Linked DNA regions of Mus musculus: region 1 is linked to region 2. Evidence: chromatin contacts called from ENCODE Hi-C or POLR2A ChIA-PET data. All regions are on one chromosome and are shown on one strand. The core of a region is the stretch at or near the end of the contact, and the rest is flanking DNA. Distances in the headings are between cores, read along the strand shown. Region 1 holds the start of 5730596B20Rik (RIKEN cDNA 5730596B20 gene). Region 2 holds the start of Skap2 (src family associated phosphoprotein 2).

The links. A loop is a pair of places that touch in the nucleus more often than their neighbours do. ChIA-PET counts read pairs that join two places held with the same protein, here RNA polymerase II (POLR2A).
Region 1: POLR2A ChIA-PET joins it to region 2 with 63 read pairs in Patski. The contact joins the promoter of 5730596B20Rik here to the promoter of Skap2 in region 2. A Hi-C loop is called at or near these places in 4 of 37 maps with a recorded cell type or tissue (adrenal gland, heart and left cerebral cortex). POLR2A ChIA-PET finds 5 or more read pairs at or near these places in 2 of 5 experiments (Patski and embryonic stem cell).

Annotation. Positions count from the first base shown.
Region 1 is chr6:52,174,236-52,180,128 of GRCm38, forward strand. It overlaps 5730596B20Rik (RIKEN cDNA 5730596B20 gene), which reads left to right and starts at 2,920. Exons shown (of 1, transcript NR_163848.1): 1 at 2,920-5,893. All of the region lies in intron 3 of Hoxa3 (homeobox A3), which reads right to left. LOC115490409 (a long non-coding RNA gene) reads left to right here and starts at 944. Exons shown (of 2, transcript NR_168044.1): 1 at 944-1,060.
Region 2 is chr6:52,010,585-52,016,572 of GRCm38, forward strand. Skap2 (src family associated phosphoprotein 2) reads right to left here and starts at 1,965. Exons shown (of 13, transcript NM_018773.2): 1 at 1,751-1,965. The coding sequence starts at 1,817.

The DNA of each region.
Region 1 (5,893 bases), core at 1,670-4,169, 160 kb after region 2:
TATAACAATAAATCTATGTAGATAATGTTTAACATTTCAAAGCCCTAACTATGGCCATTCAATCCCAGAGTTATCCAACTTTTCTAGAAGTACCAGCTGTCAACCAGGAATATGTGTGTGTGTGTGTGTGTGTGTGTGTGTGTGTGTGTGTGTGTGTATCAAGCATCCACCAATGGGCGATTACAATTTTGTTCTTAATAATGAACCCCCTTAGATTTCATCATTAAACCAACAATCTGATCAACATCTGGAAAACAGGCACAATTAACTTTCCAGAACCTCAATAAAAATTACAGCAACACTTATCCAGAATTATTGTGTATGGTCATGAAGCCTGAGTGTTGTTTCCCTTTTGGAAATATCTAGGAAGTTACAGATAACAGCATGAAAAGTAAATAAAGGGTAAAATAAAATTTAAGAGTGAATTACAACTTAATGTCTACTTTTCTAGTTCTTACACTGAAAACAGTTCCCATTACATTTGGCAGCATTAATGTCTGTCATTATAAATTTTTGAGGTACCAAGCTTAATTAAGGTAAACGTCGGGTTAAGAAAATTACTCTAGACATTTGAACAGCAAAATATTAGGTAAACAAAATGAAGTTGATTTTGAGCATGCGGTATTTCTAGTGACTTTCTGAGCCATTAGCACAGGCTATACCAGCATACAGCTTGCTTAAGCCTTTTTCCATTGTACTGTACATGGTCTTGTAAAAATAACAAAAAATATCTTTAAAAATCAAAGTGCCTAGGGCAGCGTCCACAAACTTAAAATATGAATTCAGCTCAGAGATCCCATTGTTTGAGGTCCGCAATCACCTTGGAGTCCACACAACCCGCCCCCTCCAGCCCCCAAAGTTTCAATCTAGTAAATAAGTTGGAGATTTGCCAGCCAGGAAACTTTGCTTTGTCCCCCTAAGCAAGGGCTGAGGGTGGAGGGAGATTCCTTCCCGACGCTCTGTTCCTGGACAATAACCTCCAGGTGCAAGAGCTGAAGCGAGTTGAGGAGGCTGAACTGAGAACAGGATGCAAGAAGCCCTGTTGTCTCTACACCACAAGGTATGCCCAAATTCGACACCTTCAGTCTCTGCTCCCTCTCCTCCCCTCACCCGAGTTTGAAAGGGGACGTCGAGATAGAAGCCCCGGTTCCCACTCCACTCCTCTCTCTATCTCTCACCAACCCAGAAAAGTTGATGCTGGGCTAGGGAAGAGGGGAGAGTGGGGGCGGGGATGGGAGCGCGGCCTGAACTGAAGTGTGAGGGTATCAGTCACTGCCGGCGAGGAAGCTCCGGCTTGTGAACTCTTCTTGAACCGAGATTTAAGTCTGCAGCCATAAATCACTGAGACATACACTCCACCATTCAACGCTGAGAGCGGCCGGTAGTGGCCCCGCTTACCTTAACTTCTGACGGCCGCCGCGGGCTCGGGCTCAGGCTGCGGCCCCGGGTCCCCTCGGCGCGGGATGCCACCGACCCTCAGCATCCGCCGAGCCGGCGTGCGGGCGGGCGTGCGGGCGTGCGGGCGTGCGGGCGTGCGGGCGGGAGACCCCAAGGCCGGGACTCGGCGGAGAGCCGGACCGCTGGCTGCTCCGGCGGCTGGCCCCCGGCGGACTGGGGCGGCTGGACCCCCTCCCCTCCCCTCCCCTCCCCCACGCCCGCCCCCGCCCTACCCGCGGCCGCGGCCCCAGATAAGCGCTGGCGCGGCCGGGCTCCGCGGGGCTAGTGGCACCGACTTGGGTATGTTTCTTATGAATACTGCGCCGAGCAGGGGTCGGTCGGGGGGTGCGGTAAGGGGTGCCGGGGCGGGCGGGAGGGGAGAGCAGAGCGGCTAGGGAAGCGCCGGCGTGGGGGGATGGGGCTGAGGCGAGGGGAGGAACAGGAGCAGAGCGAGCTCCGCGGCAGCGGGAGGAGGGCGGCCTCCCCCACCCCACGCCCTCCCTCTCCTTCCTAGGCGTCACTAAAGTCCAGGAAAATTATGCTAATGAGGACAAACGGCTTTCACAAAGGGGCTCTCTTGTGGGGTTCTATTTTTTAAGAATCTGTCTGAGAAACCACGCAATTCCCTGCCATGGACATTTTCATGGGGTGGGGGGTGGGGAAAGAAGAGAAGAAGAAATGAGTTGCCCTGACTTTGGGCAGTTTTCTTCACCTGCCGCTCCCAATACAGACACCCTAAAGCCAGTCCCTGTGGTGTAGGGCCTATTTCCAGACACCTCCCAAATGCAATTCAACTGCCTTTGGTTAAATTTCTAGGCTTAACGGAAGGAAGTATCCCAGGGAGATGGACAACTGTCCCTACAGTAAAATGAACCTTTGTGGGCTCAGGCACACACAAAGATATTCAGAAACTTAAGTCTCCACCTCTTGTGTACCCATTGCACAGTACCGGCGGGCACGGAAGCAGGTAGTCCATGAGGAAGATAGCTAAGGAACCAACACAAATGGACATCCGGGATATTTCACCCTCTAATTAGTTGAATGGCCTTCCTTTTGCTTGGTTGAGGAAAAGCCTACATTTGCTTGGTAATATGCCACAACGTTAAAGAGGATGGGGTCGTTCCCAATGCCCCGTTCAGCTTCCCAGCTTCAGAAACAAACTCCTCCAAAGCACGGGGGGGGGGGGGGGCGGAGAAGAGAGAAAAGGAGCTTTCGTGCAATTCCGAGGCGTCAACGAGGGTCCCTCTCAAAGGAAGGTGTTAAAAATATAAGTAGTATGTTTAAACTGTCAGGGAGCCAAAGTGTCACCTTAGAGCAAAAACAAAGCCAGGGGGGAAAGGGAGAAATCAAAAAAGCACTCCGGGCCAGGGTGGCCTCATGCATACCAATGGTTTTTGTCATTTATGGCTGGGCAAGATTTATGACTCGGCTCCCCAAAGCTGTAAACAGAGCACAAAACAGCAAACACTTGCTCCTTATGGCAGATTGCAGCGGCGCAACTTGAAAGGGAAGAGCCCGGGACGTGTAGGAGGTGAGAGCCGGCCGCAAAATCCGCTCGGCCGCTTTTTCTCTTCAAACCCTCAGGGTCGGATGTGGCATTTGAAGAAAGAAGGCGTGGGTCAATAATCAACCCGCACTTTCTCCTCCAAACTGCTGACGCGACTCTCACCGCCTTCTCAGCTAAGCCAGCTGCAGGGAAGGCCGTGAGAACCAGACCTAGGAGTGGACTGTCTGAGCCAAGGGGGCTGAGAGCGTTGGAGCAAAGGGCTAGGGCGTATGCAACGCATACCTTTCTTGCACCACCAAATCAAGCAGCCCGAGTGCCAAGACCAGGCCGGACCGAAGGAAGTGCAGGAGCCGCGGGAGAGCTCAGCTCCGTGCGCCCTCGACTAGCACCTAGGTGGCTCTGGGCGGTGGGTCCCAGCCGGCAAAATAGAGCTCTGATTTCAATAAGCGGGTCTGGCGTCCTGGCACATAGATTGCGGGTACCCGCGGCTCATCTGAAATCCAAAAGGCTGGCTTTGAAGCAAGCATAGGCGAGATTGTTAAAATTAATAATTTATAATAGCAAGGTTTTGTTGGCTTGTTACTGGGTTGTGATCGAAGATTCGCTGCTATTTGATATCCATTTCTAGAAATTGCTCACTGCCGCTTTCCAGGCGAATCCCGCAGTTCCACAGCCTCTCCCAAACCACCAAGCTTTTCTTTGCTCAGCATCCGTGGGCTTCCCCATCTTTTCTAAGTCCCGTGATTTCCAGAGTGACCAGAAGAAGCGTTTTCTAAGGCACAGAAGAGTACTTGTAGCAACGGGGTGCCTGATGGAACCTTTCTGCCATTCAAGGGGTGTCCTGCCCATCTCTGAGGGGGCTCACCGCTCCAAGACTCTCTGTGCAAGCCAGGGAGGAAGGTGAGGAGTAACTTTTGGCAAGAAGTATCGTTAAAATCCAAAGATGGGGAGGGAAGGTATTGAGGAAATATGCTGGCCTATGAAGATGAGGATGGAACTTTGAGAGTCCAGGGGACCAGTCTTTCTAATAGCTAATCGTTTGGCCATAACCTGGGTGGCTTTAGCTCTTTCCTGGGAGGGGAGAGAAAAAGCCAACTGTGCTCTATGAAAGCAGTTATTGGCTTCTTACTGTGCATGCTTTTTATACAGAACCAGGCTGGAGAGTCTGTTGTTAGATATTTATTCTCTTGTCGGCACTGAAGCCACAATAAAAAGATGCCTCTAACAAACCTTTACTCCATTTCTCCTTCTTTCTAGTGAAACTATATTATTTATGAGTCTTTAACTGGGTCAAAAATGCACCAGAACTGGGTCATAAATCATATGAAATGCTGACAAGTAATTGAACAGCAATTAAAGCTTACATTTTATTTCCAAGGGGTGTTTTAGAGCACTCAAACAGCCTCAGTTAAGCACAGTTACCACCGAGGTCTGCACGAGGGAGGGCAGAATCCACCCTGCCTGGGGAAGTAAATCTCACTCAAGTCGGAGAAGCCTGGTTTGAATTTTTTAAATAAAGGAATATGAATATTTTTTTTTAACTAAAGAAGGCAAATTTGATTCCTAACTCCTCACAGGGATCTCTTTATCTGCTTCAAGGAGCAAAGTAAAGACTAATTTCTTTCACCTTTCCAAAGACTTTCACTCTTCCCAGGAGCAGAAGGTCCCCAAAGCCCAATTAGCCCCAGCCTGGCCAATATTTTGGAGCGGAGCAGTTTAACTAATCTCCCTCCATACAGGCAATAGCTCCCTTTCAGGGGATATAAAGCCAGAGAAATGTTGTCTCTGCTTGCTAAGGACTACAGCTACAGAATTCCCTCCAATCTTGGGCACATAGGCCAGTTCTTTAACTCTCCAGGCTGGCTTAGGGTGTACAGAAAGCACCCAACCCAAAAACACTGGTGGGAGCTCAAACTAAGCCCCAGACCCCCTTCTGCAAATCACACCGACCAGACCTCCGGGCAGCTGGCATGCTCCCCAGCACCCCAGGCTTCTCTCTCTCCATCCCTCCCAGGCAGCTATTGCTCTGGAAACAATGGCATGCCCTCCAGGTTGGACTCACTGGGTCCGGCATTGGGAACTCTGCCTCCCCCCCCCCCCAACCCAGCACTGAACAAAGTGGCTGGAAGCATCATCAGTAAAATGGCAGTGTGTCTGCACATTCTCCTCATTGATTTTCCTCTTACATTTGCTCAGGCTGCTCAGGTCAGCCCTAACCCTTCACCCTGCTCAGCAAACACTGGCCAAATGGAGAGAGACCCCCTTTCTCAGCTACTGGCCCACACCTTTGTCATAAGGTCTGGCCCTTCTAGCTTCTTGCTGGCCACCTCTCCTAACCAGAGCTTCCAGCCACCTCTGCTGCCTGAGAGAACCCTACCTCCGTCTGGAGCTTAGCTCCTGGGACTTCAGCCCTTCAGGTTGCAGTGGGACAAAGCAACCCCAAAACTAGAGACTACTAGGCCCATCTTGTAGCCCCCAAGTGCCCTCTTCTTTACATCCCACAATACTTTCCAGGGAATTAAACTCAGAGTCTGAGGAGCTACTGGGAATCTTTCAAATGCTTTCAGTTCTAAAACAGAAACAAAGGAAGACAGAGGGAGGGTGAGGGTCCTGTGCATGATCCAGGGTCTCCTTGCCTGACCTCTGTCTCCCACAGCCATAACTCACCCTAGGTATGAACAATCAGAGGAAATACCTTAAAATAAATCCCATCCTCCTGGTGTGGCCGAGAGTCCCATCGGCTAGCTTGCCCAGAACTGCTCCATGAGAACTGAAAACTGCAAACCGCTGGAAGAGCACTCGCTCGCTCCGGAGAAGGGGAAGGAGATGGAGAAGGAGGAGGTGGGTGCGTGGGGGGTTGGGGGGGGAAGCTTTCGCTCTAAAAAGAACCTAGAAATGTAATCGCCAACGAAGCCTGCCTGGGTCTCCGCTCCCAATACCACAATAATG
Region 2 (5,988 bases), core at 715-3,214:
ACTAGCTCACTTTCCTCTATTCCTTTACCATAGATCACACCCACGAGCTAAAAACATCTCCTAAGAATAAAATGTAAAGCTAACTTGTAATCTGCAAAGTTATTATTTTGATATTTGTTTCTAATCCCTCATGTATTTTAGAAAAAACTAATTTCAAACATTATGCTAGTCCAACCTCTAATTTAAAAGATGGCAGAACTACACAGGAAGTTAGGATTAGCAGGTAAATGTATAATCCTGCTCTCTTTACAGGATACAGGAGAGAGCGAAAACAGTCTGTAATCTGTGAGGGTCAGTGGGTGACGGCTGTTGTAGTCATACAACATAGGATGTTGGAAGAGTGACTGTGGGTCCAAGCTTTAGAAGCAAAACCGGGTTGTTATTTTTTTTAATTACAAATATGGACAACCTAAAAACGATGACATTTCTGGAACAAAACATTTTTCTGATCTAATTATTAAGATATTTTTCTAAACATGCAATTCCTGCATTGCCCCTCCCGCCACCCCATAAAATGTTAACTGTAATGAGACCAAACTGGTACTCCTCTAAGCTCTCATATAAGAAACTAAAACATTTCCTTAAATCAGCATCGACAGTTCTTTCATCATTTCTCTTAGTGCTATCCATGAATGATGAGAAGCATTTCTCAGAGTGACATAGCACACCCTCACCCTGCATCATGTTCATACAAACACAAGTCTCCATCCACACATAATGCAAACAACCCAACAGCTTAACAAGGTATTCTATGATGCTTGGTCTCATACTGTTGCAACTGTAACTTACTAGTTCAAATGTACCTTTTAGAGGACATTGTTTTTAACGATTAAAACACACAGTTAACAGCACAGGCATCTAAGCGAAACTTTTTAATCCATGATCTATATTGAAAGGAATGTTTTAGAGACAACCAAACTAAAATTATTCCATTTCCAGATGTTAGCATCTACAAGACAAAGTATATGGTGGTATCTAAGACCATCAGGATAGGTGAGACTTGTGATACTCTAAAAAGATGTATTTTTTATTTTGTGCAGAACTATCGAGCTTTTCTTGATGCTTAGTGGAACTACACACCTCCAGACATTACTGACCTAACTGAGGAACTGAGGAACCGCATTTCAACTCCTACAAGTAAGTTCCTATAAATGGGAATGTAAAACCAAAAAGGGGAAGATGAGGTTGCAAAGATGAAGTTCCTTGATCACATGATACAGGAAGTAGGAGTTTTAACACAGCCTTCCTTTTTCACTTTTAATAGTTACTGAGGCTTTAGAAATAGTGGCTATTTGAAAATCGGGCACCCTTCAAAACTATAAACATGTTTGGCCTGACTGTTCAAGAAAATGGGGGTGGGGTTGGAAATAGTGCCTTTTGGCCTCCTAACTCCCAACACCTGCGGCCCTGCAGATGCACCTGCATCCTTACTGGCCAGGCCACCCAGGCAGGACCTAGTGCTTGGACTTCTGCTTTCGCAGTTCTCAAACATGCATTCATCAACATTTGCTGTCCATCTCCCGCCCTCACATTCCGGTCTTCATGAAACGCATAACTGTCCGGCTGTCCAGGGAGGATCAGCACATTTCAGCATACACGCCCACTCCCTTCTAGTCCCGACATCCCAGTCCCCCTATACGGCCCGCCCCCCACCGTCCGCATAGGGTGAGGGCTAAGCGCTTCTGTCCCTGTCGGCTCGCCGTCCCCGCGCCCCCGCCCCTAGCGTCACCGCCCCCTTCCCGCTCTTTACCTGCCAACAGGTTCCTAATTTCCTCAGGGAGAGGGCCGGGAGAAGAGGTACAGCTGGGGTTGGGCATGATAATGGCTTGGACCTAGACTCGCAATAGCGGTCCGAGTAAGCACCGAGAGGCTACGACTCCGGACACGGCCCGTCCGAGACTGCCAACAAGGAAGTCACTAGCTCTCCAGCCAGCGGTCGCTGGACGCCGGGCCCTGCCCCCTCCCCGCCCGGGAGAATTGGGCGGGGCTATGGGTGAAGGGGCGGGGAGACCGGCCTTAAAACCTGACTGCGCTTGCGTAGACCTTGCTTTCTGACTGTCCGAAGAAAGCGCCTCCGGGTAGACCACGCCCACACACAGCCGGGAAGGCCACGCCCATACGCGGAAGCGAGCAGGAGGCGAGGCCTCCGAAGGAAGGGAGCGAATTGGAGCTGTGTCACCTGACCGGCCCTTGAAGCTCGTCCGCGCCATTTTCGTTACTGGTATGTCAGCCACACCTCTCTTTCTCCAGGATTCCGGAAAATAAAGCCTCCGCAAGGCTTACGCACTTTCCCTTTAAGGGGTCATCTAAATACTGGTCTTTTCCACCAAGGTTTAAACCCCCGTCTGGTAACCCACCAAGAAGTTTCTACCATTACCCCCCAACTAGCATGGCTTTCTTTGTCCCACTAGATGAAGGTAACGGAGTCCCATTTTCCGCCAATCCTTCCTGAGAGTCTTAGTCCTAAAACGGCGGAGCGTTCTGATTGGCGCTGACATTACTTTCCTACTTATTCTTGGTGTGGTTGATTTCTCTCGCTCTGACGGAATTAGTTCTAGATAATATCCTTTTAGGGTCAGGCACCTGAAATGTGCCAGAAAGCCACCTGTACCGTTGCCCGCTCTAAGTATTTTTTAATTGCAAATAGTGGTTAGAACAGGGAAAATATAAAATTTACTTCAATCTAGTCAGCAAAGGTTGAGTCTTTCAATATTACACGTTTACACTTAAAATCCAAAAAGTTCTGGGTCCTTTAGTCTTTAAAATGGGTGGTGTGTGTGTGTGTGTGTGTGTGTAGAAATGATAATTACATTCAAGTGCCATCAACCTTTACAATCCATTAAAACCTACTGTGTAGACATATTTGTCATGTAGATGACGCTACCAGAGCTACTTAAATACAAAAGAGGATGATACGAGTCTTCAGAGAGGAACTGACAAGGGAAAACATTTTGAATGTAAAGTGTGTATTTAGTTAAAAATATGCTTGGAAAGGTGGCTAATGATACACATCAAGTTGCACCTTCCACTTTCCTTTGCCAGGCACATCATTTTCAAAATGACATCTGAATATCACCTACCTACATTGGTAGAAACAAACAGTGGTTTGTTTGTTCTTATTTCTCCTAAGTTGTGCTCAGAATGTTGTGTCAAAGCTCCAATCAGGAGTATGTTTGTAGGAGGCACAGTATGGTGTGGGGGAAGGGGGTGTCTCTGTGAGACATGCTGAGATACCAGCACAGGAAAGTATAGTATAGAATATTTTGGGCATGGGGAGGGGAATTGAGTGGAGACAGAGAAAAGCAGAGAGAGGGGGAGAGGAGGGGAGAAGACAGGAGAGGAAAGGAGAGGAGAGGAGAGGAGAGGAGAGGAGAGGAGAGGAGAGGGGAGGGGAGGGGAGGGGAGGAGAGGCAGGCAATAAGCATGTGGAGAGCACAGGGAGGGGCATGGAGAGAGAGGGTAAGGAGCAGGAGCAATAGAAGAGAAGGGAGCAAGAGAGAGAGGGAGAGAGAAGGGGGGCAAGCAGCCCCTTTTATAGTGAGTCAGGCACACCTGACTGTTGCCAGCTAACTGTGAGGCGGAGCCTAGACTAAATGCCAACACATGTACCCTGCAGCTTTCTCCTCCTCCTTCTTCTTCTTGTTCTTCTCCCTCTCCCCCTCTTCCTCTTCCTCTTCTTCTCCATTTATCTATTTATTGTTTTGTTTTCAAGACAGGGTCTCTCTGTCTTAGAACTCACTAGACCAGGCTGTCCTTGAACTCACAGAGCACCACCTGCTTTTACCTCAATGAGTGCTGAGATTAAAGGCATGTGCCACTATCCCAGCTTTTTTTTCCCCTCCAGCTTTCTTTAGACCAATGTTCTTTATACTTTAGTCGGCCTTAGAATCACAGAGAGAAGCTACTAAAATGTGGAGCCTAAAGTCCTACCAAAGAAATTCGGATTAAATGGAAAACAGCATTTAATTTAATTTTGGTTTTGAGAACTATATTACTACTGTTTCCTAACTCTTAACAAAGTAAAATTTGTAATAAGTGTCATCTTCAACTAGAATAAAATAGTTCTATTAATATTTCATCAAAAAGTGTCAGGGCTGGGGGACAGCACAGAGCATCAGAGCATGTGCTTAGCATGTACAGTTAGCAGTACCAAGTGAGTACATACCTGTGTTTTTCAGATTGTACTATGACATTTATGTCATTCTCAAAGAGATGATATAAAACATTGATTTTAAAAAGGAAAATTGAAATCTATAGGTACCTATATCTTACAAAACAGCAAAAACAAAAGCTTAATAAGTAAAACATGCATAATGATAACAAAAAAGACATCTCCAAAGTGTCTGTTTAATCAAAATGGAATCCAAAGTCCCTACCCAGATGAGCAATGTGATAAGTTATTAGAAAAAAAAAAGAGTGCTGAAAATTAGAATTCTCTCTTGTGGAGTTAAAAATGAATTTCATTCTTCCGACTTGAAAGAATTAAGAACTGTTAATAAACTACAAGCTAATCCACTTTTCTAAATAAGAAACTATTGCATAGGCAGTCTGTGTTAGGAAGGATTATCCCTTCCTTTAGTCTTGTCCTACAGAATGTTCTGTCTTCTCACATGTTTTATTAAGAGGCTCTAAATGTTTCAATACTTTGTTGCCTTCAGAAAGAACTGACTACATTTATTTTTATTCTTCTGTCTTTTTTATTTGTACTCCATTCATTCCACAAAGGAATTGAGGTGATTTGCTCTGTATCAAATAGACAGCTCTCTCGAGTAGATCAAATGGGCAGTGTCTGCTCTGCTCATTATGACAGATCACTCTTGTTAGCAAGAGACAAAAAAATATTAAGATTGCCTTAAATGTAGAGCATCTAGGAGTCCAAATCAAAAAGGCAATACCAGAAAATGGACTTTTTTAATGAAACACACTTCCTCTAGCAAACCATTCTGAGACACAGGCTCATGATGTATTCGCTTAGGCAATGTTTTGTATATGCCATGATTTCTACTGTTTATTATTAAAGTTACTGGATTGATTGTAAGATGGAAAGAGAAATAAAGAGAGGCTGAAAGAAATTGTTCCTGTTTCTCTTGTTTTCATAGCAAAAATTAGTAGAGAAATCAAATAGTACTTTTCATACTTTAGTTGCATTAGGATGATGATGATGATAATGATAATAATAATACATGAAACTTTAAAATCTCAACCCAAAAGAGACTGAGGCCTTCATACCATCCCACAGAAAAATACTAGACTCTAGGAATAGCTCTTGATTTTTTTTCTCAAAAATAGATCACATAACATATAGCAAGGACACACGCTCCACTATGTTCATATCAGCCATATTTATAATAGTCAGAAGCTGGAAACAACCTAGATGTCCTTCAACAGAGGAATGGATACAGAAAATGTGGTACATTTACACAATGGAGTACTACTCAGCTGTTAAAAACAATGACTTCATGAAATTCTTAGGCAAATGGATAGAACTAGAAAATATCATCCTGAGTGAGATAACCAGTCACAAAAGAACACACATGGTATGCACTCACTGTTAAGTAGATATTATCCCCAAAGCTTGGAATACCCAAGATACAATTCACAGACCATATGAAGCTCAAGAAGAAAGACCAAAATTCGGATGCTTCAGTCCTTCTTAGAAGGGGAAACAAAATACAGGTGGTAGAGGGTAAGAGGGACTTGGGAGGAAGAGAGGAGGGACGGGCAGAAAAGGGGGGGTGGGCAGGATCAAGTATGGAAGGAGTCAGGGATGATATACAGAGGGTCAGGAATTTAAACAGAGGTGTGAAGCAATGGGGGATGGGGAACTGGGGGTAGCCACCAGCAAGTCCCAGATGCCAGGAAAGCAAGAGGCTCCCAGGACCCAACAGGGATGAGATTAGCTGAAATGCCCAACAAAGGGAAGAGAGAACCTGTAGAAACCATATTCAGAGGTTAGGCAAGGCCCCCTACTGGGGGAGGGGGCACCCA